Regions from separate parts of the Mus musculus genome. Here all the other regions are linked to region 5. A link is a loop called in an ENCODE intact Hi-C map of the cell type or tissue named here. Cell type or tissue: heart. All regions are shown on one strand.

What was found. Hi-C counts contacts between places; a loop is a spot of excess contacts. Peaks named below come from ENCODE experiments on the same cell type or tissue, not always from the same donor. Only the 100,000 strongest peaks of a DNase experiment are listed, where the experiment ranks them.
Region 1: it touches region 5 in a loop (8-fold over the local background); 10 of 42 quality-filtered maps call a loop at or near these places.
Region 2: a loop joins it to region 5, with 5 times the contacts of the local background. A loop is called at or near these places in 19 of 42 quality-filtered maps.
Region 3: a loop joins it to region 5, with 5 times the contacts of the local background. A loop is called at or near these places in 6 of 42 quality-filtered maps.
Region 4: it touches region 5 in a loop (4-fold over the local background); 23 of 42 quality-filtered maps call a loop at or near these places.
Region 6: a loop joins it to region 5, with 2.2 times the contacts of the local background. A loop is called at or near these places in 2 of 42 quality-filtered maps.
Region 7: it touches region 5 in a loop (4-fold over the local background); 2 of 42 quality-filtered maps call a loop at or near these places.

Annotation. Positions count from the first base shown.
Region 1 is chr7:28,212,309-28,216,308 of GRCm38, reverse strand. No RefSeq gene overlaps it. Among named protein-coding and RNA genes, the nearest start is that of Dyrk1b, 34 kb to the right of the region's middle. In heart, a CTCF peak has its summit at 1,964; no DNase peak of the experiment used is centred here; H3K27me3 peaks cover 359 bases.
Region 2 is chr7:28,166,395-28,170,394 of GRCm38, reverse strand. It overlaps Fbl (fibrillarin), which reads right to left and starts at 647. Exons shown (of 9, transcript NM_007991.3): 1 at 577-647. The coding sequence starts at 586. Gm31024 (a long non-coding RNA gene) reads left to right here and starts at 1,533. Exons shown (of 2, transcript XR_001778069.2): 1 at 1,533-2,287; 2 at 2,470-3,122. In heart, a CTCF peak has its summit at 1,533 (motif pointing right); DNase peaks (open chromatin) are centred at 264, 694, 1,035 and 1,514; H3K4me3 peaks cover 2,087 bases; H3K27ac peaks cover 1,887 bases.
Region 3 is chr7:28,098,352-28,102,351 of GRCm38, reverse strand. Fcgbp (Fc fragment of IgG binding protein) reads right to left here. Exons shown (of 20, transcript NM_001122603.1): 11 at 817-1,154. It also overlaps the pseudogene Gm21925. Among named protein-coding and RNA genes, the nearest start is that of 9530053A07Rik, 29 kb to the left of the region's middle. In heart, a CTCF peak has its summit at 1,604 (motif pointing right); no DNase peak of the experiment used is centred here.
Region 4 is chr7:28,150,454-28,154,453 of GRCm38, reverse strand. It overlaps 9530053A07Rik (RIKEN cDNA 9530053A07 gene), which reads right to left. Exons shown (of 20, transcript NM_001164655.1): 10 at 3,660-3,801; 11 at 1,399-1,736; 12 at 589-1,162; 13 at 1-265. Among named protein-coding and RNA genes, the nearest start is that of Gm38976, 4.0 kb to the right of the region's middle. In heart, a CTCF peak has its summit at 2,382 (motif pointing right); no DNase peak of the experiment used is centred here; H3K27me3 peaks cover 1,358 bases.
Region 5 is chr7:28,048,209-28,052,208 of GRCm38, reverse strand. Psmc4 (proteasome (prosome, macropain) 26S subunit, ATPase, 4) reads left to right here and starts at 2,117. Exons shown (of 11, transcript NM_011874.2): 1 at 2,117-2,226; 2 at 3,007-3,105; 3 at 3,230-3,416. The coding sequence starts at 2,191. In heart, no CTCF peak of the experiment used is centred here; a DNase peak (open chromatin) is centred at 2,038; H3K4me3 peaks cover 2,331 bases; H3K27ac peaks cover 1,380 bases.
Region 6 is chr7:28,275,301-28,279,300 of GRCm38, reverse strand. It overlaps Eid2b (EP300 interacting inhibitor of differentiation 2B), which reads right to left and starts at 1,595. Exons shown (of 1, transcript NM_001177427.1): 1 at 1-1,595. The coding sequence starts at 1,520. The coding sequence ends at 1,065. In heart, a CTCF peak has its summit at 1,648; a DNase peak (open chromatin) is centred at 1,570; H3K4me3 peaks cover 1,018 bases; H3K27ac peaks cover 801 bases.
Region 7 is chr7:27,981,152-27,985,151 of GRCm38, reverse strand. It overlaps Zfp850 (zinc finger protein 850), which reads left to right. Exons shown (of 6, transcript NM_001254951.1): 6 at 1-681. It also overlaps the pseudogene Vmn1r-ps87. Among named protein-coding and RNA genes, the nearest start is that of Zfp780b, 4.0 kb to the right of the region's middle. In heart, no CTCF peak of the experiment used is centred here; no DNase peak of the experiment used is centred here.

The sequences.
Region 1 (4,000 bases), 160 kb before region 5:
AAAATTAGTTTTGGGCTAGTGAGATGTCTCACGGATTAAGAGCCCTTACAGCTCTAGAGGAGGACCAAGGTTTGGATCCCAGCATATACATGGTGGCTCACAGTTGCTTGTAAATTTAATCACAGGGGATCCAATGGCTGCCACAGACCCTCTGGGCCCCTTTGTCTGCATGGAATGGGTCTCTAGTCACAGGTGGGCAGAGCGTTGGATTGAATGACAGACAGATGCACACAGGAGAGGTTGTATAGAATCTGAATGTAATTTGTCAAATTGAGCATCAAACTTTTTATACAGAAGAAAATCAGGAAGTTGGGTGACACACCAGCAAGGTACAAAGAGGTTACTGGATTCTTACACAAAACAGAGGAATACAAACACAGAAATTCTAACAGGAACCACCTGGGATAGAATTCATTGTTAACAACTGGGATCAAAAAGAGCTCCACCTAAGATTCACTTAATCTTAGAAGCCAGGGTCAAGGGCTTCATGCCCTTGCCATAGTTCCTATTTTAGTCTATTGTATAGTCCACCTTCCCCCTAGGCCATTGTAAATGCGTGTGTATGGGTGTAACTCAGCTATCTAAAGTTCTAAGTATCTACTCTGGTTCCTCTTTAGGTCTCAAACTTCCTTCTTCCTAGAAGATGGTAAATTCCTGTGTAGGGCAGTGACTTAGCTTTTATTCAAAGTGATAGTGTAATGCCAGAGGCAATTCTGAATGTCACTGAATAGGCAACATTCTTACTGAATTCCAAGCCCATGGTCTAGCTCAAGGACGTTCTAGGACTGTTGGAACACTGGTGAAGGCTTAGCTATGTCAGAATTCAATCTTAAAAGGCACTTATAATAAGATAATACTAAAAGAGAGCACGTTGATCCATACACCAGACTAATGCGGGAATGGAATATTAATGTATGGGTTAGAGAGGACGCCAGACTCCAGGAGGTGAGTTTCCATGAAACTCTTTGCCTCGTGAGTAGCTTCTAAGCCTCTCGGCCTGTCAAGCTGACTCGATCGGAGTGCGTGGCACATGGCCTCTGTGGACACCAGAACACATGGACACACAAGGAGACACACATACACACAGGAAATAGCAGCTGTCAGAGCTTTTGTCTGAGGTGAATCCTCATGGGCTTCAGTTTTTCCAAGTGAAAGATCTCTTGGGTCTCCTGGGGCTTTGTCATTATACTGACTCTGGATCCCAGCCACAGCTGACCTGTGCCCGCAGGCTGTTGGGGAAGCATTCTAACTTCCTGCTCCCACCATTATTCTCTTTGGGATTAGTTGTCGTTGCCAAGGTCTGTGCCAAAGGGACACTCCCATGTCCAGTTTGCAGAGCTCAGTGACCCAGCGTCTTCCCGCTCATAGATACATATTGGGGGTCTCATGTAGCCCTGGCTTGTCCACTCTGTACGTAGACCAGGCTGGCTTGGAATGCACAGAGAATCCTCTGCCGTTGTCTCTCGAGTGCTGGGACTAGTAGTGTGCACTTCAGTGCCTGGCTATTGGATTTTGAGATAGGGTAGCATGTAGCCCAGGCTGGTCTCAAACTAACTTTCTTGCTTCCACCTGAAAAATATTGGCATTATAGGCAGACACCACGATGCCCGGTTTTGTCGCTCTGTTTGGGCTCCTTGCCACTGTCAGCACAGGGCCAAATATGAGCCCAGTCTCCCAGAAATGTCTGTTCCTGGGTGTGTGTTTCCAGGCATGGCAGGTGAGTTGTTGACGTCAGTGGCTCCTGGTTTCTGTGACTCCCGACTCCTCTGTACTCTGAACACTTTTCTCATCCTAGATGTTGGTTTCACCTTGAGTAACAGATTTTCTTGGCTAATGGTGCTTCTTCTGGGTTCACCAGGGTCAGGAGCAACCTATATCCTTAGCCCTGGTCCTGATTCCTTAGCCCGCTTTGGGAAGTGACTGGGGCTAGAAAATCTGCAGTGTGCAAAGCAGCCGCCGGGAGGCGACAAAGGGCAACAGGGGACTAGGAAGCATGCACTCTGAAAGAGTCAAAGGGCCGTGAAGGAGATGGCTAGGTGGCTGTGGGTCGTTTGGCACCCTTAAGCATGGTGGGGTGAGGAGCCATAACTGACTGGCGTACGGCGGTAATCCCAGCCCAGGGAGGAGGAGGGGGTATCACCGGTTTGAGGCCAACCTGAGCTACAAAGCCCCATCATGTTTCTTCTGGCTGGAGACATGGCTCAGCGATTAAGAGCATCGCCTGCCCTTGCAGAGGTCCCTGGTGGGATTCCCAGCGCGCGCGCGCGCGCACACACACACACACACACACACACACACACACACACACACACAAGAGTTTACAAGCGTTTGTAACTCTCATGCACACAAATAAACCTAAATCAAAACAAGACCCACACACCAAGCAAGGGCTGGGAGCGGCGAGGTGTGGTGGTGCTTGTATGTAATCTCAGCACTTGGATGGCTGAGGCAGAAGACTCACCACGACAAGTTCCAGGCAGAAAAGCCAGGGCTACAGAGTCTCAAAAAGAAACAAGTAAGCAACCAAGCAAAATGAAAGGTCGGAGATGGAGCTCAGTGGTGGCGCCTGGCTTTGGGTCCTATTCACCACTCAAAATAGCAGACAACAAAATACCACAAGTGGGTCTGAGAAATGGGTCTCTTGGTAAAGTTTGTTCTGCAGGCATGAACATGTGAGACTGGATTCCCAGGTGTAGTTTGCACCTATGGTTTGCACCATAGCTGGGGAGGTGGAGATAGGGGGACCTTTGGGGCCTACTGGCAAGCTAGGCTAGCTGAGCTGGTGACCCTCTAGGTTCAGGGAGAGAGCTGTTAAAGATGGCACTCAATGCTGAGCCCCAGCCTACACTTGCATGTGCATATATGTTCTCCAGCTGCCCACCATGCATGTGTGCATGCATGCTGCATGTGTGCATGCACGCTGCAGTGGCTCTTCCTGGTTGTCAACTCGACTATATCTGGAATGATCTACAATCCAGAATTGGAAGGCTCAACTGTGATCCTAATCTGGAGGCTGGGAGATACAAATTTCTGACCTGGATCTTGGCATGGAGATCTTGAGGCATAGTGGCTATTAATCCTTGGCATGGAGATCTTGAGGCATAGTGGCTATTAATCCTAGAAGATTAAGACAGGGAAATCTCTGAGTTCAAGGTCATCTGGGACAAAGTATGGTGGCACACACCTTTAATCTGGGCCACACCTTCTGCTGGAGACCTATGGAAGCCATTGGAGGAAGGTAGATTTACTCTCTCCTTTGCCTGCTTGCCTTGTGGGACTGAGCGATTGCTAGATCCTTGGACTTCCATTCACAGCTGCTGCTGACCATTGTTGGGAGTTGGACTGCAGACTATAAGTCATTCACAAATTCCTTTACTATATAGAGACTTCCCATAAGTTCTGTGACTCTAGGGAACCATGACACATGCTTTCCCCCACTCACACACAGGGGAAGGCAAAGGGAGAGAGGGAAAGAGGGAGGGAGGGAGCATGTCATGAGATTGTCAATGGCATCATATACTCTCCATCCTTATGGAGGCTGGAGGCAAATGGACCCCTCAGAAGATGTCCCATCCCAGCAATAGGTGTTCCTGTCCAAGGCCCTAGCCAACCCCGCTTATTGGAAAGAAAAATCCTGAAGGATTCCTAAAGGTATTTTTGATAACAGGACAACTAAGCTTCAATTTCCACTCTTCCCAGCTGGATGATGTTGCTTCCTGGCCAGGGGCAGGCTGGGAGGTTTGCAGACTATGTTGGCTCTGCCCTGCACTTCTTCGGATGGATTCATACTGTGTAGTCCAGTCTGGCATCCAATTCATGATCCTTCTGTTCTCGGTAGAGCCCCTGCCTAGAATCCCCCAGGGAGGGGCTGGGGGCGTGGCTCAGTGAGAGTACTTGCTTATATACAAGGTTCTGGGTTCCATCCTTAGAGCCATGGGGATGTGTGTGTGTGGGGGGGTGAAGAACGGAAAAAAAATGTCTGAAATTTGACCTCTTGTAG
Region 2 (4,000 bases), 120 kb before region 5:
GGTGGATCTCGGCCAGCTAGGATCACGTGACAAGACGCTCTCAAAATCCAAACCTAAACCAACCCCTCTCAATTCCAATCACCTACCCCGCTAATAGCCGGGCTAGTAAAGTCGCTCTCACTACAGAGCAGGGACTCCCAGGTCCCCAGAGCCTCTACTCCTACAAGCCTTGGGTCCCGCCCCTCCCGGAAGCGCGGCGAGCGCCAGCCTGTGCACGCGAGCGCCGCACACCACGGAGCCGGAGATCCTCATTTACCCGGGGGGAAGCTGGGTTGGGGACCAAGGTATCGTTGACAGGGAGTGACAGTGGGTGACGGCGGCAACAGGGAAGGCTTGGGGTGGAGACAGGGGCCCTTTCATCTGCGACCCAAGTCGGATCCCCTAAAGCAATGCTCGGAGATCCAAGCCCCAACTCTGGGTCAGGGTCTGGAGGGCCGCACCGGCCGCTCTGAGGCGGCAAGCTTGTAGGCCGGCCGGTGAGCCGAGCTCACGGCCACATCCCCCGGCCCCGAGCGGCCGCGGTCCCCGCCCGCCGCGCCTAGAGCCCCCGACTCCTGCCCGCACCGTGGTCCTTACCTGGCTTCATTACTGCGTTCTGGTCGCGCGATTCAGGCAACCTGCGGCGTCCCCGACTCCACGAGTCTCAGGCTTTCGCACGTGGAAAGGAGCGCCTGCGCGCGGTGACGCACGGCGAGTGACGGAAGCGCGTAACCACGCCCCTTAGACGCGCGTCCCGTCTCCCGGAAGTCGGAGTCGGCCCCTTGGGTGGGAGTTCTGAATCCTTTTCCGGCTCTGTCGTGTCTCTACGCTCCTCACTTTTTCCTAGAGTGGCAAATTTTATCACAAGTGCGCTGCGACTTTTCCTCTCACTTATGCTAGCACTCCAGGAATCAGGGGTTATACCGATTTTTAAAAATTTATTATTTTTCAAAGACTTTAAATTTTTAAAATTTTATCCTTAGAAGTGTTTAGCTTGCATATTCGTCTGTCTGTGCACCACGCATACGCCATGGAAGTCAGGAGAAGGCGTCAGATCCCCTGGAACTAGAGTTACCGGCAATTAATTGTGAGCCGCCAAATAGGTGCTGAGACCCGAACCTGAGTCTTCATCAAGAGCATTATGTTCTCTTCACAGCTGAGCTATCTCTCCAGCACAGCCTTATGTTTCTGTTTGTTGTTGAGGTTTGTATTTTATGACAGGGTTTTGCAGTGGGGTCCAGGCTGAGCTGGAACTCGGGATCTCCTATGGTACACTTCGCTTTTCTATTTCTCCTTCCTTTTCCTTTTCCGCTCAAAGAGCTCCCTCCTTTACAGCGAAGAACAGGCATCTCACTGCTTCTGCTCTCTACCCCTGGCCTCTTACTGGAAATCTTCACTCACCCAAATGTTGTCGCAGCTGCTCCCAGGCCACTGCTGGTTTGCAGTTGTTTCTGCCTCTGTTCCTCCTCTTCAGGTCATGAATTCAGCCCACCCTACTGATAAAGATCACATCAGTCGAGCAACAACTGTTGCAGAAGGCCCAGTGTTAATGTTGCACCACCAGGAGGCAGCACAGGAGCGACCGGTCTCCAGAAGAAGCGTCCTAATAGCCAGAACTTACAGCCTTCCGTGCAACTGAAAGATCATTTGCACTAACCGCTGACTTTTTGTTGGGTTACCAGGGGAAATGGTTTCCCTCTGGCCTTGGTGAAGTGGCTGCCAAGGATTATAGAGGCTTCTGATGGCAAAAAGTCCATGTTAAACTCTTGGGGATAGTCAGGGCCAGGATAGTGCCTCCTAGAGCAGGAGTTGTCTTTTAGCATTAAGTGGTGGTCCATGCAGTATAGCTTCCTGGAGGTGTCTGTGGAGCATTCAAGAGCTGCCAGGCTGCCATGACAGTAGACCAGCTGGCTGCCAAGAGGGGTTTGCTTGGATGGTAGTCATTCAAGGCAGCCAAGTGCCAGGGAAGGGCTGGATGGTTGCCAGGGTGACAAATCACCCTAGCATCCAGCACTGGTTTTTGTTTTGTTTTAGACAAAATAAGCATTAAAGGGGATTCTTACAAGCCTGTAAGACACTGAAATGTTTTAGTGCTTACACATTGTGTGTGTATGTGTTCACGAGTGTGTGTGTGCCCACACACATGCAGGTATGCAGAGAATGGAGGAGGATGTACGGTGTTCTGCTCTATCACCCTCTCTCTTATTCTCTTGATTTAGGATCCTCACTGAACCCGGAGCTAGGCTGGTGGCCAGAAAGTCCCCTGTCTCACCACTACCACCCCAGCCCTGGTGTTACAGACACACAGGTGACCACTTCAATTTTTTAAGACAGGCATTAGGATTTGAACTCAAGTCCTCATGCTTGCTCAGCGCAAGATTTCTTACTTGCTGAGATACCTCCCAAGCTCCTAGGATTTCTTAAAAAATTAATTTAAATTCTTTCTTTCATTCTTTTTTTTTTGTTTGTTTGTTTGTTTGTTTGAGACAGGGTTTCTCTGTGTATCCCTGGCTGTCCTGGAACTCACTCTGTAGACCAGGCTGGCCCCAAACTCAGAAATCCGCCTGCCTCTGCCTCTCAAGTGCTGAGATAAAAGGCGTGCACCACCACTGCCTGGCTATTTTTATTATTATTATTATTTATTTAAAAAGTTCAATAAGGTCTGAACTTGGCAAGTACTATGTAAGAGTCAGCTAGGAAGTACTAGTTGTGAAGGTATGAGAGGGGTCGTGGAGAGCAGCTGAGATTTGGTAACATATGGCGGTGTTAGAGTCCCTGTGGAGAGGTCACTCGTGAAGGTGTGGCCTCAATTACAAAGGAGGTCCCAGGTTACTGCAGATGCCAAGACTGCTGAATGTCCACCAAGAACAGCGGCAGGTGTGATGTGGAACCAGGTTAAACCTGAGACAAGCTGTGTGCTGAGGACTGCAGAGTTGGAGAAGCTGGACTACCCAGGCTTTTGGGTGCTGGTGGGACTGATATAGGGCTGAGCCCTGCACTAGTGCTTGGAATTTTTAAAGAAACCTTGGACTTTTAGACTGCTGAAAAAATTTAAAGACTTAAATGTTTGACTGTGTTTTAAATTATGACATTCACACAAGACTTTGGGGGACAAGGAATTAAATGGTTATGCTTAAGGTGAAGTTTTTGTGGATCAACTTGATAAGGGATGGAGTGTCCTAGAAGAGTCCACTGGGGGTGGTACCATTCCTAGGCATGTGGTTGTAGGCTGTATAAGAAAACTCGGTAAGCACAAGCCTGGAAGGAGCCAGCAAGCAATGCTCCTCCAGTGTTTCTACTCTGATCTTGCTCGGGTTCCCAACTTTCCTCAGTAATTGATGGCAACCTGCAAAATGCAGTAAAGTCCTTACCTCTCCTAAGTTGCTTAGGCCATGGTATTGGACATAGCAACAGAATGAAGCTAGAATATAAGATTGGATCCTCACTCTCCTCAGTGCCCTTTCTCTCTGTGACTCTCTCCACCCTTGGGGATTGTCCAGCCATATTGGTCCACAAGGTGGGGTGTGTGTCAGAAGCCCTGTGAGTACATATGGTGAAGGGTGGCACTGCCACCACCAGATGCAGGGAGACAGATCAACTTTACTTGGGGTGATCCAAGGCTTATATAATTTTGGAGACTGGGCATAGGATCATCCAGGTTGGGCAAACATCACTGGCTGAAGGCTTAAGGTACCGAAATGTCTCATTAGCATGGGGAAGCATTTCAGGAATCTAGGGTGCTAGCTAACCAGGTTCTTCACAGGAGAAAGGAAGTTGAGCTTAGGCTATGTGATATTCCACAGGTAGAGGGGTGTGTGTGTGTGTGTGTGTGTGTGTGTGTGTGTGTGTGAACTTCCCATGCAAGGTCAGAGAAGGAGAATCCCTGCCAATGAAGGGAGTCCTCCATATTTCGCTGAGCTCCAGAAGGCTCTCCGGTCAATGGTGGACTTCAACCTTAATTAGCAGAGTTTTCCTGCACTCTCTGCCTCTTGGCTAAGCCAGTAATTTTGAAAGCTACTAG
Region 3 (4,000 bases), 50 kb before region 5:
TCTCCTACCCACATTTTTGTTTCCCTTCCTGTCCCTCTCTTTCTGCATCTCTGTTCTATATGTCTCCCTTGACCAGAAGGCTTTGACTCTGTCCTGGCTCCAGCCTCTCTCTAAGTCACTGTTTCCCTACACCCTCATTCCATCTACAGAATGTTTGGTTTATGCTTGCCGCCCCCCACCCCCACCCCAGTTCCTCTGATGTTCTCTGAGCCTGGGCCTCTCGTTCGTTCCCGACCACTGACAGATGCTTGCTTAAGGAGTGGGGCTCTGAGCTGAGCTCTAACTGGTACCACAGTGCTGGGTTTTCGGGCAGAATCAAGGCCTGCCGAGTTCAGTCCCTTGCATGGTGTCACAGACCTCATCAGGAGGGGACCTGAGCTCAGATCTATGTCTATTCTGGCAGTTCTCAACTTATAGGTTTGGGGGTCAAATGACTTTCACAGGGGTCACTTTAGACCATCAGTAAACACATTATGATTCATAACAGCAAACTTACGGCTATCACTCACAAACAAAAATAATTGCATGGCTTTGGGTAACTGTAACATGAAGAACTGCATTGAAAGGTCACATCATTATGAAGGCTGAGAAACACTGGTCTATGTGAAGGAGGACGTCATGGGTCTACTTTAAGCTCTTAGCAGAGGGCTGCGCTTGACTACCAGGTAAAGGGTGCCCCATTTCCTGCAGTTTTCTCTATGTAGTTTCATGCCTCTGTGGAAATGGTGAGTTTCCAGCTCCTCACTGCTGCTTTTAACACCAGGGTTCATTTGGCCCCATGCCCCAGGGTGTTCCAGGACCATCATGCTAACATACCCGGACTTTGCCGATCTCATTCTTGTGGATGGAAATGTTGGTGTTGAGAGTGGTCACAGTGACCTGTCTCACGTAGGACACAGCGGGGCTACCCCGGTTCTCATTCTTGGTTGTGACAGTGAAGGGAGTCAGGCCCTCGGCATTGACCCCAGGACAGAGCGTTCCTGCCAGCAGGTAGTTGCAGGTGCCCTGGAAGTCAAAGCTCCAGCCATCGAAGGAGTTGTAGTGAGGGTCACCCCACAGCCAACACGTGGAATTATAGTTGGGCACACACACACCCTCACCACCTTGAACTTTGCAGGTCTCCTGTGGTCGGCAGGTGATACCATGGCATGGGTCTGTGAGGAGAGGAGAAAGTACCGTGAGGGGCTGCCCACCACAAGCATGTCTGCTCCTGCCATCTGCCTGTCTGTGCTAGGGATGTCATCTCTGATGGTTGCTGCAGCTGTGACCAGACCTTAGTGTCTTGACACCTTAGCCCTCATTCCTGGAGTTGCTGTGTGTTACATCTGAGAACCCACCACTAGGGGTCCAGAAATTTCGTATCTCATGTCTAGGGTCCCCGCGTCTAAATCTCTCAGTTTGGATGGCCCACATTACAAAATTCAGCCCCTGGGTGCTAGTCCAGCCTCAGGAGTCTCTGAAGACTGGTCCCCAGGGACTTTTGTGTTTGAGACCCCTCTAGTATCACACTCTCTGTGGCTCCAGCTCTGTGTCTGGGTGTCCAGCCTTCAAACTTGCTCCTCTTCAAACTTGTTTCCTGTTTGAAATTGGCCTGGAAGCTTTGTCAGCAGAGGGCGCTGGGGAGTCTGCGGGAGGCAGGGGTGCCTGTCCTCACAGCTTGTGCTGCTCTTCTGCCTGCTGCCGCTGCTTGTACTCTGTGAGTAGAGGCAGGTTGGACCCTGGCTCTCTAGCTAATCAGCTAAACACCTCAGGTGGCTGCTTCCAGCTGAGTTTTACCAACATCAGTGGGGATTTCACTCCTCCAAGTCCAACCTGCAGGATCCCGCACTCTCCAGTATGGTCTATGGTGAGGCCTTTTAAGTCCCAGCCTTCTTCTCTCAGCATTGGGGATCAGCTCTAGGCAGGACTCCTGTGAGCACTGTTTCCCTTATCTGAAAGCAGCCAGGAAGGAGGTGGACTGTTCACACATACTAACTGCTATCATTTCTGAGGAGTGAGTCGGGGACAGCAGGAAAGCAGCTAGCCACTGAGGTGGGTGAGGGCAGAAACACATGCAAACCTTGGTAGTGAACAGACACAAACTCTGTCTGTCTGTCATTGTCTCTGTCTCTCCACAGCCACCATGTGGGTGCTGGGAACTGAACACAGGTCCTCTGAAAGAACAGCCAACAGCCAGTGCCATCTGAGCCATCTCTCCACTGAGCCATCTCTCCAGCCTTAACCCTTATTTTTTAATCCCTTTTTTCCTTCTCCCTCCATTTTTTTTAAAAAAAAATTTCCTGTCTTTGGTCAAAGCTTCCTTTTTTCTCATCTTTCCCCTTATAGAAAACAGAAACCTCTCTCTCTCTCTCTCTCTCTCTCTCTCTCTCTCTCTCTCTCTCTCTCTCTCACACACACACACACACACACACACACACGCACACCCCACACTACCTTGTAAAAAAAATCAACTTAAAATGGATGACAGGCCTTAAGGTCAGTCCCTAGATTATAAAACTGCTAGAGGACACAGTGAAAAAACCAGGACCAGTCGCTAACAGCTCAATGAACTCTTGAGGAGACGGTGTAGAGAACTGGTAAATAAAACTTCACTAGATCAAAAAGCTTCTGCATAGAGAGTGAAGGGAAAGGCCACAGAACGGGAGAGAAGTCGTTAGCCATTAATCTGACAGGAGACTAATATCCAGACTACATAAAGAACTCAAAAAAAAAAATTAACACAAGACAGCAAGTAATTTAGCAAGTAGATGGGCAGAAAACAAACTTTTCAAAGGAAGGACACAATCAGCGAGCAAGTGGCCAAAATCCTTGATTTAACTTAAAACGAGAATTCATGTCAGCCCAGCCAGAATGACCGTCATCACGGAAATGAGCAAGTGCTGGTGAGGGCTCAGGGCAAGGAAAGCCTTATCCACGGCTGGGGGGGACGTTAGCTGATGCAGCCCCTGTGGAAATCAGTGTGAAGTGCCTGGAGTGTGAAGTGCCTCAGAGACCCTGCGTGCCTGCTCCACCGCTGGGTATGTGCCCGAAGGCGGGCAAGCAACCACACCACAGAGGTCCCTGCACATCCATGTCTGCTGTTCACTGCTCGAAGTAGCCAGGTGATGGGGTCAGCTTAGGTGCCCATCAGCTGACAGGACAAGACATGCGGCACACATACACAGAGGAGCCTTACTTAGTCATGAAGAATGTGATCGATCACGCCGCTTGCGGGAAAATGGATACGACTGAAGGCCGATGGTGCCATCATTATAAAGTTTTCTCTCACGCGTGGAAGTTAGGGAAGGAAAAGGACGTGAAACTGGAAAGTCAGGGTCGGGGACAGATAGAGACGTGGAAGAGAAAGGAGACAGAGAGGGGGAGTAACACAGTAACACAGTAATGAAAAGATGCCTGGAGTGAGATCACAAATGCGCTCCTTTTCTGTAGTTGACCTATGTTAATAAAGCATAGTTCTTAAGAAAAGCAGTGTTGCTGGGACGTGGTGGCGCATGACTTTGATCCCAGTACTTGGCTGGCAGATTTCTGTGAGTTCAATGCCAGCCTGGTCTACAGATCGAGTTCTAGGACAGCCATGGCTACACAGAAAGGAAAAAAAAAGGAAAAACAAATAAACAAACAAACAAAGTGAAAAGAAAAGCAGTCCTTTTGTTTAGTGAGGGAATCTAGAGCTTTGTGCATGGAAGACAAATATCCCACCACTAGCCTGGACACACTCAGACACACAATCATTCACTGCATGGACCACACTCAGACACACAGTCATTCACTGCATGGACCACACTCAGACACACAATCATTCACTGCCTGGACCACACTCAGACACACAATCACTCACTGCATGGACCACACTCAGACACACAATCATTCACTGCATGGACCACACTCAGACACACAGTCATTCACTGCATGGACCACACTCAGACACACAGTCATTCACTGCCTGGACCACACTCAGACACACAGTCATTCACTGCATGGACCACACTCAGACACACAG
Region 4 (4,000 bases), 100 kb before region 5:
CCACAGTGACACCTCTTAGAGCAGGTGGTATCAGCCCAAAACTCAGTGCCTGCTTCATAGTATGTGCCATTGACCCAGCAGCCACAGCCACCATCCAGGGGAACACACTGATCAGCACTCAGGACGAAGCCCTTGTCACACTGGCATCCCTCCACACAGGGCCCATCACATGCAGTTGGGGCTGTGTGTCGTGCAGGGGGTGGGCAGCTGGCTGGGCAGGGTGGGCCACAGAGCTCGTAGTGGCTGTTGACAGGGCAGGTGATCTCTGTAGATGAAGGAGAGAGAAACCAAGAACAATGTTGAACTGGCCTATGGGGACAGAGTGGGGAGAGACATCAACAGAGACAGAAGGGGACAGAGAGACTTGCAGATCCAGTGACATAGTCAGAGAGGGACGAAGTGACAAAGTAGAGCTGATGGCGTGAAGGGCAGACAGAGAGAGATGAGCTGCAGACCAGACAGACACAGCCAGGAAACAGGCATGAACAGAAACCAGCTGAAAGACTGCAAAGGGTGAGAGTGAAGCCAGCCCAGCCCAGCAGAGCCAGTGTCACGTGCCCAGGCCTTGTCCTGCTCCCCACCACTCACCACAACCGGCCTGAGTCCTCCAGTCCTCGATTTTGATGCCAGCAGCTTGACAGGCAGCAGCATAGTCAGCCAGTGCCTGGCATAGTATGTCTTTGACTTGACCACCCAGGCAGACGTCCAGCACACAGCCCTCAAAGAAGCTTTCAGGAGGCACATGGGCATGGCAGCTGGTAAAGGGACCCACTGTGTCGTGGTCCAGAGGTCCACAGAAGCCAGGACCCCTATACTCCTCCACTCTGTCCTCTGGGCATGTGGGACAGGACCCCTGACATTCATTCCAACAAAGAGGGTCCCACCCTGGAACTTGCCAGCTGCCACCCCAGGTAGGTATTGAGGGTGCCATTGTGCCATTAGGGAAGACTTGGTCATTTTGGGGGTTTTTGTCCATGTTCCCACAGAGCCCACACACTGCACCATAGTAGCTGCTGGGCAGTGTGACGTGTACCCTCCACTTCCAGTTGTAGGTGACCTGAAGCCCAAAGTTAGTCTCCAGCACAGCCTTTGAGCCTCCATTAATCACTGAAATCCGCCCACCAGCCAAGTACACAGGCAAGGCCATGAAAACTCCATTCACCTGGGGAGAGAGGGAGTCCAGCAGGGGTCAGGGAGCAGTGCGGGTGGAGCTGTATCCTCTGTTGTCCCGCTTCCTCCATTACCCTGGCCAAGGGCTTTTCCTGGCTGACATTCTAACCCACTATTTCAGGCTCTTGGGAAAGAGATCTGCCATTGGGGTTTATTTTAGATCTCTTGATTGATCAAGGTCTCTCCCAACGCTGGCCTTCTTAGAGTCTTAGGTCCCACTAATCATACCTGAACTCTGCCAGTCTTTTTCTCGTGGATGGTGATGCTGGTGTTGTAGGTTTTCACGGTGACCTTCCTCACGTAGGACACCTTAGGGTCGCTCTGGCTCTCATGCTTGGTAATGACACTGAAGGGGGTCAACCCCTCAGCACCAGTGCCAGGGCAGCCAGTTCCTGCCATCAGGTAACTGCAGGTCCCGTGGAAATTAGTGTTCAGGCCATCAAAGGAATGGTAGTGAGGGTCTCCCCACACCCAGCACTTGGACTCATAGTTGGCTCTGCATACACCCTTGCCATCTTTCTCTGTGCATGTTTCCTGTGACCGACAGGTAACACCTTGGCATGGGTCTATGGAAAGAGGAGACAATATTCTTGAGCTGCTGCCTACCACCAACACGGCTGTTCCCAGAATCTACCCCACGAGGTACCGGGCATATTGGCTCTGAATGTGCTAGGAGGGAGACCAGATTCCAGGCAACAGTGTTGACACCTAAGTCCTAGGTCCTAGGGTTGCTCTGGGGAAAAGCCAGAGAGATGGAGTTCAGCAGTTATGAGCATGTGTTGTTCTCATGGAGGGCCTGGAGTTGGCTCATTACAGCCACATGGAGGCTCACAGTCGTCTGTAACTCCAGTTCCAGGGAGGATCAAACACCTTCTTCTGGACCCTATGTCTCTATGCTCAAGACCCCAGTCCTGGGATTTCCTGGTGAGATTTCCGTGTCTGGGGTCCCAATGTCTCACACTTTGAATTGGTCCCCAGTCTACATCTTATGGCCTGAGGCACTAGCTCCATTTGCAGGTGGCACTGTGTTCTGCCTCAGGAGTCTCAGTACTGATGATTACGTTGGAGAGCTTTCATGTCCAAGACTCCGTGTTAGTGCCTCTATACTTCCTCCCCTAGGTTTCTAGTTATGGGGTGCACATACAATCTCTGTGTGTCATCCTCAAGCCTTCAAACTTGCTCCTCTGTCTTGTTTCCTGTTTGAAATCGGTCTGGAAGCTTTGTCAGCAGAGGGCGCTGGGGAGTCTGCGGGAGGCAGGGGCGCCTGTCCTCACAGCCTGCGCTGCTCATCTGGCTGCTGCTGCTGCTGCAGTGGGGGTGACTCCGTGAGGCCTGAGGCAGGTTGGATACTGGCTCTCTAGCTGGTCACTTAGATACATAGCTGGCTGCTTCCGGCTGAGTTTTCTCAGCACTTCAGCCAGGCTTTCGCCAGTGAGGTCTGAGACAGCCTCAGGGTATGTCACTTCCCTATCCCTGCCTTCTTATGTGGTGAAGGAAACCCTGCAGGGGCCACTCAATGAGTCGTCTGTTGCATGCGCTCTTCCTTACCCTATAGCAATCGGTGTTGGCAGTGCCCTTCCCCAGCCCCAGAGCTGTGGGTGGACTCCAGGGTGCAGCATATGCTAAGCAGGGACTTAGCCGCACACATCCTCAAATATGTGAATCCCTTGCCATAGTAAACTTCCTTTCTCCTGCTGGGACCCTGATCAATGCAGACTTTCCCTCAGCGACCCTGCAGTCCTGCTCATCATTTCTGAGAACCCCAGCCCGGCCCTTAACTCTGGAGTCCTCCTCCTTCGTTCGTTGCACGAGAGGGTTGCCTTCCTGAGAAACCGTTTTGAGGTTAAAACTGTGTCCCCAGTTTTGAAGGAGGGGCGCCTCTTCTGAGACCTGCATCTCCAAAATCATGAGCCTCTGCTTGGACGGTACCATAGTCAAGGTTCTTCTTTGATTTTGTTTCTGCTTCTACCCTGGGGACAACCACCTTAGAATCTCAGAGCTCTGATTAGCCCAGCGATTCCTGGACTCCGATGCTGGTTTCTGAAGCCCCATGTCCAACCCAATGAGCCCCTGGGCAAGAACTCAGAACCTTCTGGTGCTTGCAGTTGTAAATAAATCTGCTTTTCAGTGAGAAGTTTTACTCCAGGCCATGTGGCCTGCAAACTTAGGTAATTGTCACTGCATTTGAGAACAAAAGATCGCCCAATCCTGCAGTACTCCAAGGGCCTCTGACCTCCACCATCAAAATCTTGCCCCAGGGTTCCCGCAGCCTTAAAGCCCCCTGACACCCAGCCTGCATGACCTCTGCCTCTGGCTCCTAGAATCGCAGCCTAAGGTCTGGCATCTCAATCCACAGCCCTCTGAACCTCTCACCATGAAGCTTGTCACCCTCAGCTCCCAGCCCGTGTCCTGTGTCCCCCTACACCAGCCCAGCCACACAGCCCGTGTCCTGTGTCCCCCCACACCAGCCCAGCCACACTGCCCAGCACCTTTGGTGACGCAGGTCAGGACGCCTCCTGAGGGCTCGCACACCTGTCCTGGTTTGCAGCTGTGATCCTGGCACATCATGCCTTTGCCTGGTTGGCACACACAATGTTGCTGGCAGTTTTCAATGAGAACTGACTCCTCTGGCTGTGGGGACAGAGAGCATGCTATCAGTAACCAGAGGCGGAGGCCGATTCCCAGTGTTTCAGGCACAGAAGGAACTGGAGTATACAAAGCAACTGCAGCAGTGTGGTCCATTGCCAGTGAGGCTGAGGTACTGCATGGCTTTGGGGCTCAACTCATCCATCCATCCATCCATCCATCCATCCATCCATCCATCCATCAT
Region 5 (4,000 bases):
CTCAGGCTGCAGTGGTTTCTGCTGGGTGGCTGAACGAGCCCTCTTTGATGTTATTTACCCGCTGCCTGCATTTGTTCTTGTCTTTGGAAGCCTCACCCTACAGGAGATTACTCTGCCCACATCTCTCCAGTGAGAAGCCCAGCTGGCTGCCTCACCGGGGCTTTCCAGGTGATTTTTGAAGGATGACTATGAGCACCCAATCTGATGGTGATATCTGTAGGCTTGCTTGTCTTGCTTTTCCTAGGAAGCATTACTCAAGAAGACGCCCGGGACTCTCCATGGGGATTCTTCCAGCTGCCTTGATGGGGAGTCATCTATATGGTGCTTCTACTTGTTTTAAATGGCTTTTTGCCTCCAGTAGTGAGTTTCCGTAGGCTTTTGCCCCATCAGTAAATTTCCATTTCTCTGAGACATATGCCACTCCCCTCTAATGTACTGCAGATCTCTTACCTGTTACACCACAGAGAGGAGAGAGTGCTGGGGTGCCCACACTTACCTCAGCCAGGCAACAATTCAGTTATTTCCATGTCAGTGGACCAAGACATAGGCCTGCTACAGAAGAGCTACATAAGCACCATTAGATCAACAGAGAACAGGTGGCGTGGAACTCACCAGCGGGACACCTTAAAACCAAAGAAAAACACAGCCTCCTAATAGCTGGAGAGCTGCCTCTCTCAACTATTTGTATTGCCTGCCAACAAACTTCACCTTTACTTTGTGGTCACTGTTTTTCTGTCTTTTAATTCTTCAACTGATGGAGGGAAGGAACCCACCTGCTAGCCAGTGTGAGAGCTACTGTAGATTCTCCATACCATACAGAACAGATAGGACGTTCAATTTGTGCAGCATTATGTAGCTAGAAAATAATGATTTGTGCCTGCTACCTATCTGTGCCCCAATAAAAAGTTTACTTAACAAAAACTATAGCTGTTATGAAGTGTGGTAGTGTATATCCCTGGTACAAGGAATACAGATCTAGGTTCTAACCCTGCTTTACCAGTTGCTCAAGTGACTTCAGTGCTTGGCACCAGCTTCCTTCTTTGTAGAAGAGAATATAATACATACTAAGGATTTTAGCTGGGCTTGCTTAGCATATCAAAGTTCCTGAGCCATAACAACAATCAAAACTCAACAGGAGGCTGAAAAGATGGCGCACACAGTCTGTAACTCCAGTGCCACAGATTCCTATGCCCTTTTCTGGCTTCTGCATGTACTGAATCCAGGTGCACAAATTCGCACTCCGATATACACATGTACACGTAACTAAATATAAAATCCTTTCAAAACGTTTAATTATGTGTAAGTGTGTTTCTGCTAGCGGGGACGTGTGCTTGAGTGCAGGTGCCTGCAGAAACCGAAGGAGTTGCCTACAGATGCTAGTGAGCTGCCCCACCTGGGTGCTGGGAACCGAACTCGGGTCCTGTAGAAGAGCCACAAGTGTTCTTCAGCACTGGGCCATCTTGACAGCCCCTAAAAATAATGTGAAGAGGACAGAGAAGAAAAGATTCGACAGGACTCCGCAAAGATCTGCATTCGCAGCTGCCTCGGTTTCTCCAGCTTTGGTACGATCTGATTGGCTCCTCGCCGTTCTGTGACCTCTGCTTCTCTCTTCAGGTGGCGGCCAGAGAAGGTCAAGAGATTCTTCTGTGGAACTAAAGGCTTCTTTAGTGCCTCTCGTTTCTTATACTTAGTTATGTCTGCGAATTCCTTCTAACAAAGCTCTGGAGTTTTTAACAAGTTAGGACAGGACTTGATTAATCTTCATATTCTCAGTTCGGGGCTGGCTTTGTAAAGACAAGAAAGTAAAAAAGTGGATAATATTAAAATCAATCAATCAATCCTCTGGAGACTTTTCTTCAAGAGCAACTCGGCCGCGCCATCTACTGGAGAAACCTTCACAACGCGCGACGGGCCGCGAAGCAGGATGGCGCCAGAACAAGAGTTACTGCGCACGCGCAACATCCTTGCGGGTCCGCGCGCGCGCGCCTGGAGCGCAGAGCGCAGGAACCCATCTTGGGGGCGGAGCCCAGGGCTAAGAGTTTCCCGCCCTTCCTGTTATCCGGCCCGTCAGGTCAACCCGCAGCGGTACCTTAAAAACTACGTTTCCCAAGATGCTCTATGTGAAGGACTTCCGTTGGCGTCAGCGGAAGCCGTGACTGGCCGGGCTGCACTGAGGCCGGCTTGGTCACTATGGAGGAGATAGGCATTTTGGTGGAAAAGATTCAGGTGCAGTGGGGATCTGGGTTTCTTAGCGGGAGCTGGACATGAGTGGGGTGCTGAGGGGTTCTCAGGATCCCAGCTCTGGGCTGGGTGGTTTCAGAGGCCTCGGTGTCGAGCTTTGGGTGGTCCCGGGGCCTGGCGGGGTAGTCATGTTGTCAGGAGGGCGGCAAAGCTCAGAAAAGCAGAGCGGGAGGAAAGTGGCGTTGAACTTAAAGACTTTTCAGACAGAACGGTTGCGAGGCCTGGAGAGCTGTGCTTACTAGCTTTTCGGTTTGGGGTCTGGACCAGGTGGAGGATGATGTATGGGGGCCCCGTGGCCTAGGTATGTTCGTGGCCAAGGGACCAGTGGACTCACTGTGCTTGGGACGTGAACGGTGAGGCGTTAAGTATTGGTTGTGGTTTGGCTGAGTGACCTTTGGCTTTAACGTGAGTTGGGAATCTGACATGAAAGCTTTTGGGGGGGGGAGGGGAAGAACTGGGTAATGAGACTCTGAATGTGACTCTGACTTTAAAATCCATGGGACTTTTAGAACCTCTTGAGGGGACTGGGATGCTAAGGTTCGGTATGGAGCTGCTGCAAAACTTTCATGATGAGTTTTGTTTAAGGGGCCTACTATTAGCAATCTACATAGGGGACTGAGCAGCTCCTGTATCTATTGAGAGATAGTGAATGATGTCAGGTACTGGAGACATAGGTGACTTGGTGGCGAAATAGGAAGAACGCTTTCGCTGATTTCACGAGATGATTCTCTGCTTCCAACACCAAGTTGTCTTTACCGTCTACAGGATGAGATTCCAGCACTGTCCGTGTCTCGGCCGCAGACCGGCCTGTCCTTTCTGGGACCCGAACCTGAAGACCTGGAGGACCTGTACAGCCGCTACAAGGTGTGTTCAACCCTAAGCTGGCTCCTGCATACCTCCCATCCCCCATCACATACGCCCCCCCCCCCACCTCCCACTGTGGTACGGCAAGGCTGCAGCCAACCCTTTGCCCTCCCTGTGCGTGCAGAAGCTGCAGCAGGAGCTGGAGTTCCTGGAAGTGCAGGAGGAGTATATCAAGGACGAGCAGAAGAACCTGAAGAAGGAATTCCTCCACGCCCAGGAGGAGGTGAAGCGGATCCAGAGCATCCCCTTGGTCATCGGTCAGTTCTTGGAAGCTGTGGATCAGAACACAGCCATCGTGGGCTCCACCACAGGTGAGTGGTGAGGCAGGCTGGGAGCAAGGCAGGGTGATAGAATGGCCAGAGTACTGACCGATCCAGAAGTGGATACATACTTTATTTTCTGAATGTCTCTTTCTGCCTCTCAATTCACGTGTGTGCGTGTAGTTTCACCATCCAAGTGTGATGGTGTACGCCTTTAACCTCAGCACTTGAGGAGGCGGAGGGACAAGAGGATCTTTGTGTGTTTGAGGTCAGCCTGGTCTACCTAGTATGTTTCCCGGAGTACATACAGAAACCCTGTCTCCAAACAAGAAGAAATTTACCATGTGGGTTGGAGTACCTTTGATGTTTGTGGTTCTAGTCTGTTTGAGTTGAACAAACTGGTGGTCACTTCCCTCGCCTGAGTTAACGCCACAACTGCTGCTGGATATGGAGCTGCTGTCTGGAAGCATCGGTTGTGTGTAAAGACGTTTGGCTCTGTTGAGGACTCAGCATACAACAGATGCTAGTGACATAAATCCATACCCTGCTCTTACAGTAGCTGACGATTCTGGTGTCTTACCTGTCTTTTCCTGCTGCTCGACTGAGCCGTGTGTTTATAAAGGCTCTAGATAAAG
Region 6 (4,000 bases), 230 kb before region 5:
GTGTGGATTCTTCCACCTTCACCTCTTGGGTCCAGGGATCAAATTCAGTAATAAGGCTTAGCAGCAGACACCTTTAACCACTGAGCCAAAACCCTACCCTACCTTGATTCAGAAGGAATGGGAGCAGGGCAAGAAGGCTTGGGGTCCATCCTCAGCACCCAAGATTGGGGGATAACTAGACTGGTACCAGTTCATATATGCCTTATAAAATCTGTTTGAAAAACCCTACAGAAAACACAAATCTGTATGGATACCTATTTTCAATTTGGCAGATAAGTTTAACTTCCCATAGTATCTTTTGCAGAATTTGAGTCTTGTGTCTGTATTATTTAAATAATCACTCATCTATTTCCGCATGGTTACAACTACACAAGGTCTGGAAAAATATTCATCTCACAACACATACATGGTTTTCCCTATCTGAATATTTACAACTCGTCTACAGAACATCAAACACAAGAAGTAACGATACATGGATCTTGTCAGCTGACGATGGGACGACCCTCAATTCTGAAATGTCCAAGTGGTTTACAGCTTTCTTCTTACTCAGTAAAACCCGGGAGGAACAGAATCTAGCAAGCACATCCCCTGGTTTCTTCCCGCATCTCCGCTGATTTCTATGGTCTTTTTCATTGATATTTCTTAGACTTCATCTTTGCAAAACCATCGTCCTTCGCAGTGAAGCAACCATGATTTTCAACAAATGCAGGGGAGGGAAAGATTGCTGACAGTCACAAGGTGGAAGTCAGAAGAGTCCTCTTTGCTTGTCAGCCTCAAGCCTCAAGTGCCCTTCTCTCTCCCGGCCTGCTTCATTCCACCCTGCCCACGGCTGGATTCTGGCATGGATTCCCCACCTCATGACATTTGCCCAGACATCTGCCTTTGCCCTTGATTCTAGGAGTCACCTGACTTCCTGGCCACCAATCTTTTATTTTTATTTTTTATTTTTAAAAGACAGTCTCCTGTAGCCCAGGCTGGCCTCCAACTCGCTACATGGCGGAGGATGACCTTGAAGTCCGGTCCTCCGGCCTCCTTCCTCGGAGGTTATAGGTGAAGGCCACCCCTCAGTCGGCGTTGGGGCCGCGGGCGTCGGAGGCCGTGAGCGCCAGCATGAAGGCGCGGGCGTGCGAGTCCATCTGCGGGGGGTTGGCGTCGAAGGCCGCCTCCCTGGCCCTGCAGCCCTCCACGAACAGCCGGCGGCGCTCCTCGATTTCGTGGAGCAGCCTGGTGGGGATCAGGGGGTTGGTGTGCAGATAGTGTTGGAACATCCGCTGCTCGTACAGCTCTAGGAGGAGGAGCGGCGCGTGGACGTGCGGGATCGCCATCAGGCCCGCCACGCCGGGGAACTGCCCGGGAGCCAGGCCCGGGGCCGGCGCCATGGGCTGGGAGGCTGTGGCCAGCGGGTCTTCCTGGGCTTCGGGGACCGGACTGCCTCCGCCCAGTCCCACCTGCAGGACGTCGCCGACGCCGTTCATGGGGCTCAGGTCCGGGATCCTGCTCTCTCCGGGAAGCTCGGACATTGCCACCGTTGAATCCTCAGAAGCACCGGCTCCGGCGGCAGCGTGAAGATGTGCGCATGCGCGGGCCTCGGCGCCCTGGAAAACAAAAGTGCTTGCGCAAGGACGGGTGCCCGGACCTCTATCGCCCTCTAGGGGTGCCATGTGCCATTACCGCCACGGCCGCCTCAAGTTCTGAACCAGCAGGGGCGGCATCACATACTTTAATTTATTATTATTATTATTATTATTATTATTATTATTATTATTATTATTATTATTATTTTATTGCCTTGTTTGAGGCAGCGTCCATGTACATTTGGCTGGCCTGGAACTCATATATACACTCAGATCTGCCTGCTTCTGCCTCCAGAAAACTGGAATTAGCGGTGGTGGCGGCGCACGCCTTTAATACCAGCACTCCGGAGGCAGAAGCAGGTGGATCTCTGGAGCCAGATCCAGGACAGAGAAACCCCGTCTCAACAAACAAACAAACACATATATGGATGTTTTGTTACATATCTGTATATGTAAGCCATATGTGTGTCTGGATCCTAAGAAAATCTGAAGACGGTATCGGTAACTAGAGTTCCAGGGTGTTTGTGAACTGGGCTAGAGATAGCTCAGTGGCTGAGAACTTGCCTAGGGTGTAAGGTCTTGGGTTTGACCCCTATCTGAGAGACAGAGAAGAGAGAGAGGGGAGGGGGAAGGAAAGGTGGGGAGGGAGGAAGCAAGGTAGTTTTGAGCTACCACACAGGTTTTGGGAACTGAACCTGGGTTGTCTGAAAGAAAAAGTGCTTTTAATCTCCGGACTGTTTTTTAGTGTGTCTGTGTAAGTCGGAACCGTGCAGCTGTGGAGGTCAAGGTCAACGTCGTGGCCTTCTCTCCTTCCAACCTTATTGAACTCAAGGTGCTAGTCAGTTGTGCTCTACTCTGGCTTCTGTGTCACATTTAGCTTTGAGTGCGCACACGAGTTCGAGCCACGGCAGGTGTATGGAGATCAGAAGATAACTTTTAGGAGTCAGTTCCATCCTACCATGTGGACCCAAACTCAGGTTGTCAGGTTTGGCAAGTGAATGCCTCTACCTAGTGATCCATCTTGCTGGCATATTTTCTTCATTTTTGCTCGTTACGGTTGGTGTAGCCGTTTCTCTCGGCACTTCCATGCCTCTTTCCCCCACGCAGTGGCAGCACTTCCCTTACTTGAGTGTAATACACTGTTGAATCTCCTAGGGTGGCCACTGCCTGTCGATAATCTCAGAAAACAAGAGGGCTACCCGTGGTGGAGCACAGCTGCAATCCCAGTCTTTGGGAGGTAGAGGCAGGAAGATGAGATTATGTTCGTCCTGGGCTACTTGGCAAGTTCTAGGCCAGCCTGGGCTAATGTGAAAAGTGTGCTAAGAGTCTGAAATGCAGCTGTATCTCCGCCACGTAATCAACTCTGCACCTGCCTTCTCGTGCCTTTGAGGAACCCAGAGGCCACATGTCTCCAACCTGTCAATGCTGTCCCCAACACTCGCATCTGGAGCTCAAGCCTGTAACCCCAGCTACCTAGGTGTCCAATGCCGAAAAAGTTCAAGGGTAGCCTGGGCTACAGACTTCAAGGACAGTCTGGGCAACTAAGACCATGACTCAAAGTAAAAATAAGCCTAGGGTTAGAGGACCAGCGAGATGCTCAGCAGGTAATGCTGAGGATGTCTTCAGTTGCATCCCCTGGACCCACAGAGTGGGAGGAAGGCCAACTCCTGCAAGCTGTCTTCTGGCACTATGTATATACTGTGGGAGATGCACTCGTACTGCCTGGGAGTGTAGCTCAGTGGTGCTGCTCTGGGCTCAATCAGCACTTGAGGCTGAGGCAGGAGGAGCTCTGTGAGTTCAAGGTCACCCTGGTCTACATAGAGTTCTAATCCATCTAGGGCTACACACAGTGAGACCCTGTCATACACACAAAAAAGCTTGTTAGTAAAATTGAAAAGAATATAAAGACCATGCTGTGTTAGTCTCAACATGATCCCATAATTCGTCATGGTGCATCTGACATAACCTAGGATGGCATCTGTAGATTCTCGGTTTTGAAACAGGGTCTTGCTACAGAGCACAAGTTGTCCTCCAAGTTAGCACCTTCCTGCTGCTCCCTGCTGCTCCCTGCTGCTGCTGCTCCCTGCTGCTGCTGCTGCTCCCTGCTGCTCCCTGCTGCTGCTGCTGCTCCCTGCTGCTCCCTGCTGCTGCTGGGATTACAAGTTGTACCATGTCTGTTATGTTCATAACCTGAGGAGGCCTTTGACAAAATTCAACAAGCTTTCTTTTTAAAAATGTGTTATTTTTATTTATAGGTGTGTGCTTATGTACTTTTGTGTGAATGTGTATGTACACGTGTGTGGGTGTCTAACTCAGGGTTTCTATTCCTGCACAAAGCATCATGACCAAGAAGCAAGTTGGGGAGGAAAGGGTTAATTCAGCTTAGACTTCCATACTGCTGTTCATCACCAAAGGAAGCCAGGACA
Region 7 (4,000 bases), 67 kb after region 5:
CCGCAGAACGAGGACACGCTACAGGTCTGTTGGCTTTCCAACCTTGACATTTGGAATGTTGACGGCACCAACTGCCACCCAAAGTTCTTCAGAGTTTTGTTCTCCAAAAACTTGTTTGTGAAAGTGACACCCAAGAGTCACGGGGAGGAGACCAATGCCCAGAAGATACTCAGACTAGGACCAGGAAGGCAAACTTCTAGCAGGAGGAAGAGGGCTCTCGAATGCATGGATGGATTGTGCATCTCATCTGAATAAAAACCTGCAAAGTTAAAAAAATAAAAGTATGGTTTCATAGGAACCAATTGCAAACTCTTAATGATTTTCAAAAATTAATGGAAGATATTAACTGGCTGAGGTCTACAATTGGGTTAAGTACTTATGAGTTAAGTAATTTGTTTCAAATGATACAAGGAAAATTTAAACAGTCCAAAATGTCTGTCAGCTAAAGTATAAAGAGTTGACTCTTCTAGAACAAAGACTACAAGAGGCATATGTGGATCATGTTGATTCTAAATGTGATTGTATTCTGTTCATTTTACCTTCAACTCGTTCCCCTACTGTATTCATTGTGCAAAGGGAAGATAGTATTATGGAATGGATTTTCTTAGATCATGAACAAAGTGAAAAATTGATGTCATATATTGAAAAGATTTTTTAATTAATTGAACTTACAAAGGAATTTCATAGCAGAGTTGTCTTGTTCTTAGAAAAACAAAAATCACTAAAACTGTGATCATCTCCTTGCTGGGGGTAAGGGGACCCTTGATCACCTCCTCCTCTTCCTCCTCCAGCTGCCTTCATTTTGTTTCTTCTGTTCCACTCCTCCATTCTTTCTCCTTGCTGATACTGGTACAGTAATGGAGATGAGTCTGTGGACAACTGAGGGGCAATGAAGCCCTTTGTGTTTGCTTTTATCCTTACACTCCTGTTGCCGCCTGGTGATCATTATATGCAACAGAAGATTTCCAGGTTTCTAGTAGAAAAATCTCATGTGTTGATCTGTTACCCTGAGGTCCATATGGAGAGTGAACTAGGAGTTTCTGGGGAAGGAGTCTGGGAAAATAAACTAGTGGAGGAGCTTTGCAAAATGGCTTGGTCACGTGGAACTTCAGCATGAGGGATTCCAATTCGGCTTGATCTGTTGAGCCTTCTTGCACTGTTCATCTCAGCAGCTCCTGTGGGTTTAATGGGACAAAGGCCCTGAACAGACTCATCCAAGATGCTTACTGCAGCATCCAGTGCAACTGTGGCACAGCACTGTCTGTGTAGTGGGTTTTAAGTGCATGGTTTCCCCAGAGTCGTGGCTCTGTAGTCACCCTGTGTAAAATCTGAGTCCAGTCAAGTGTGTAAAATCTGAGTGCTACAAAATGGGTTCTTGATCCATTGACATGAGCAGACCAGGGAACACCTACAATGCTGCTGTAGTAACCAGATATCTTCTACAGCTTCCTCAGCAGGATAAGCACATACTGACTTGGTGTGACATCTTAGGCAAAAGGGGAAGGCTGGAAGACAAGACATTAGGGTCACACCATCTCATAAACTGTGACTTCTGGATGCTGTAACGAAAAACAAAAGTTTCAAAAGCAAATGAGACAGAAAATAATTAGACAAAGGAGTTCCCAAGTGTCAGGCTAGATCTCATGACTCTGGTCTCTGGAGCCATCTGGAGAGATGGCTTAGTGCTATAAAGCTATCAGACTTGCAGTTTGTGCCTGTAGAGGATATATGAGATAAATGCACTAACCCACTTCATGACTCCTAGACAAATCACACCAGGACAGGTGATAATGAGAAGGAAGAATGAGTCTCTGCCTACACCAGTGAGTAGACAAGAGTGACATCTAAGACTTGAAGTTGCAGATGTATTCATGCTAGACATTGGGCCTGTCAGTGTCATGGAGGACAATGAATTTTCTAGTAGGGGAGACAACCAGATCAGGACAGGGGTAGTTTTTTTCTTGTGGAGTCTGTGGGGTTGAGACGTAAGACATGGTAGCCACCTGAAACACAGGTGGTGCTGAGGAAAATTCTGGGAGAAAGTAGAAGATAAGCTTGCATCTAACATTTGGCTATGAAATCCTGAATTCCAAATGTCTCCATGCTCTGTGGGATTCCTGCCCAAGGAATCTAAAGGATATTGGCCAACACAAAATGGTTGGTTATTTTCTCTGATGGCCTTAATTCACGTCTTCTAAAAAGAGGGTCTAAAAGAAGGAGGCCAATACAAGGATTTCCAGGATCCCCATTCCAGTCTAAGTGTGGATGGCCACACCCACCACCACATCCTCAGACTCCACTTTTGGCTTCCAAAGCAGACATGAGACATAAACTCACATAGACACAAAACACAAACATGGGTTTTTGACACACACTCCACACAGGATGGAAATCTGTGTCTACTGTGGAGAGGCATGGCTCACTCACATGAAATAGATTTAGCAGAGGTGAATGTGAAGCCAGGAAGGTGGAAGGGAAAGGAGGGATTCTCAACACAGCTACAACCTCCATTCTTGGCCTTGAAGTTCCATCTAGCCAGAGTCTGATACAAATGACTTCAAATTGGTCTGACAACTTTCACACCTGTTTTTATTTTATTTTTTTCCGGAGCTGAGGACTGAACCCAGGGCCTTGGGCTTGCAAGGCAAGTGCTCTACCACTGAGCTAAATCCCCAACCCCTCACAACTGTTATTTTTATCCCAAGGCAAATGTGGTTTGAATATGCTTGCCCCTGGGAGTGGCACTCTTTGGAGGTGTGGCCTTGTTAAAGTAGGAGTGTCACCATGGGTGTGGGCTTGTCCTAGCTGCCTGGAAGCCAGTCTTCTCCTGTTTGTCTTTGAATGAAGATGTAGAACTCTCAGCTCCTCCATCACGCCTGCCTTGATGATCTTGGACTGAACTTCAGAATCTGCAAGTCAGCCCCAATTAAATCTCATCTTTTAGAAGAATTGCTTTGGTCATGGTGTCTGTTCACAGCAGTAACACTCTAAGACATTGAGTAACAGAAAATTATATTCCATAAAGGGATAACTCAAACATACAATTTCAGTTATTTTATTACTCATACACTTTCACGTTTCCAGTATCTTAGTAAACGTGTTTATGATATTGTCATCTTGGCAGGATCTGGAATCCCCTGGGAGAGGAGCCTCTAGCCATGACTATGAGGATCTCTTAGATGAGTCAGCCTCTGGATGTGTCAGTAAGGGATGATCTACATGAGGTTAAGTGAGGTGAGAAAACACACCTTGAAAGCGATATCCTAGACTACATAAAAAGGAGAAGGCTAGCTGAAAATGAGCATGTCACTCTCTCTCTGCTTCTGCAGACAGTGTGGCCATCAGTCCCAAGCTCCTCCCACCATGACCTCTTCTTGCTGTGAAGGACTGAATACTAGAATCAAGAGCAACAAAAAACATTTCCTTCCTTCTGTTGCTTTCTCAGCTATTTTTCCTAGGAACAGGGAAATTAATATATTGTCATACAGTTATCTGTCCTTGATTTTTAATTTAATTCCATTTTTAAACATCATGTGCATAACTTAGATTCATTTACATTCATTGAGACTTGTCTTATTTTGTTTGTTTGTTTGTTTGGTTGGTTGGTTTTTTTGAGGCAGGGTTTCTCTGTGTAGTCCTGGCTGTTTTGGAACTCACTCTGTATCCTAGGCTGGCCTCCAACTCAGAAATCTGCCTTTCTCTGCCTCCCAAATGCTGGGATTAAAGGCATGCACCACAAGTGCCTGGCTTTTTTTGTTTTGTTTTGTTTTGGAGACTTGTCTTATAGCTCAGAATATATAACTTATGTCAATAAACATTTCCTTCTCTTGTCATTGTGAGGAGTGTTGCATAAACCTAAGACCAAGTAGGTAGTGCCAACATTAATAAAAACAGAGTAAATGTCTCAAAGACAACCCAGGAACAAGCAGAAGACTGCAATATGGAAACTGTACAAACAACAGAACATAGGTTAATTTAGGGAGGTCAAGAAAGGCAAGGG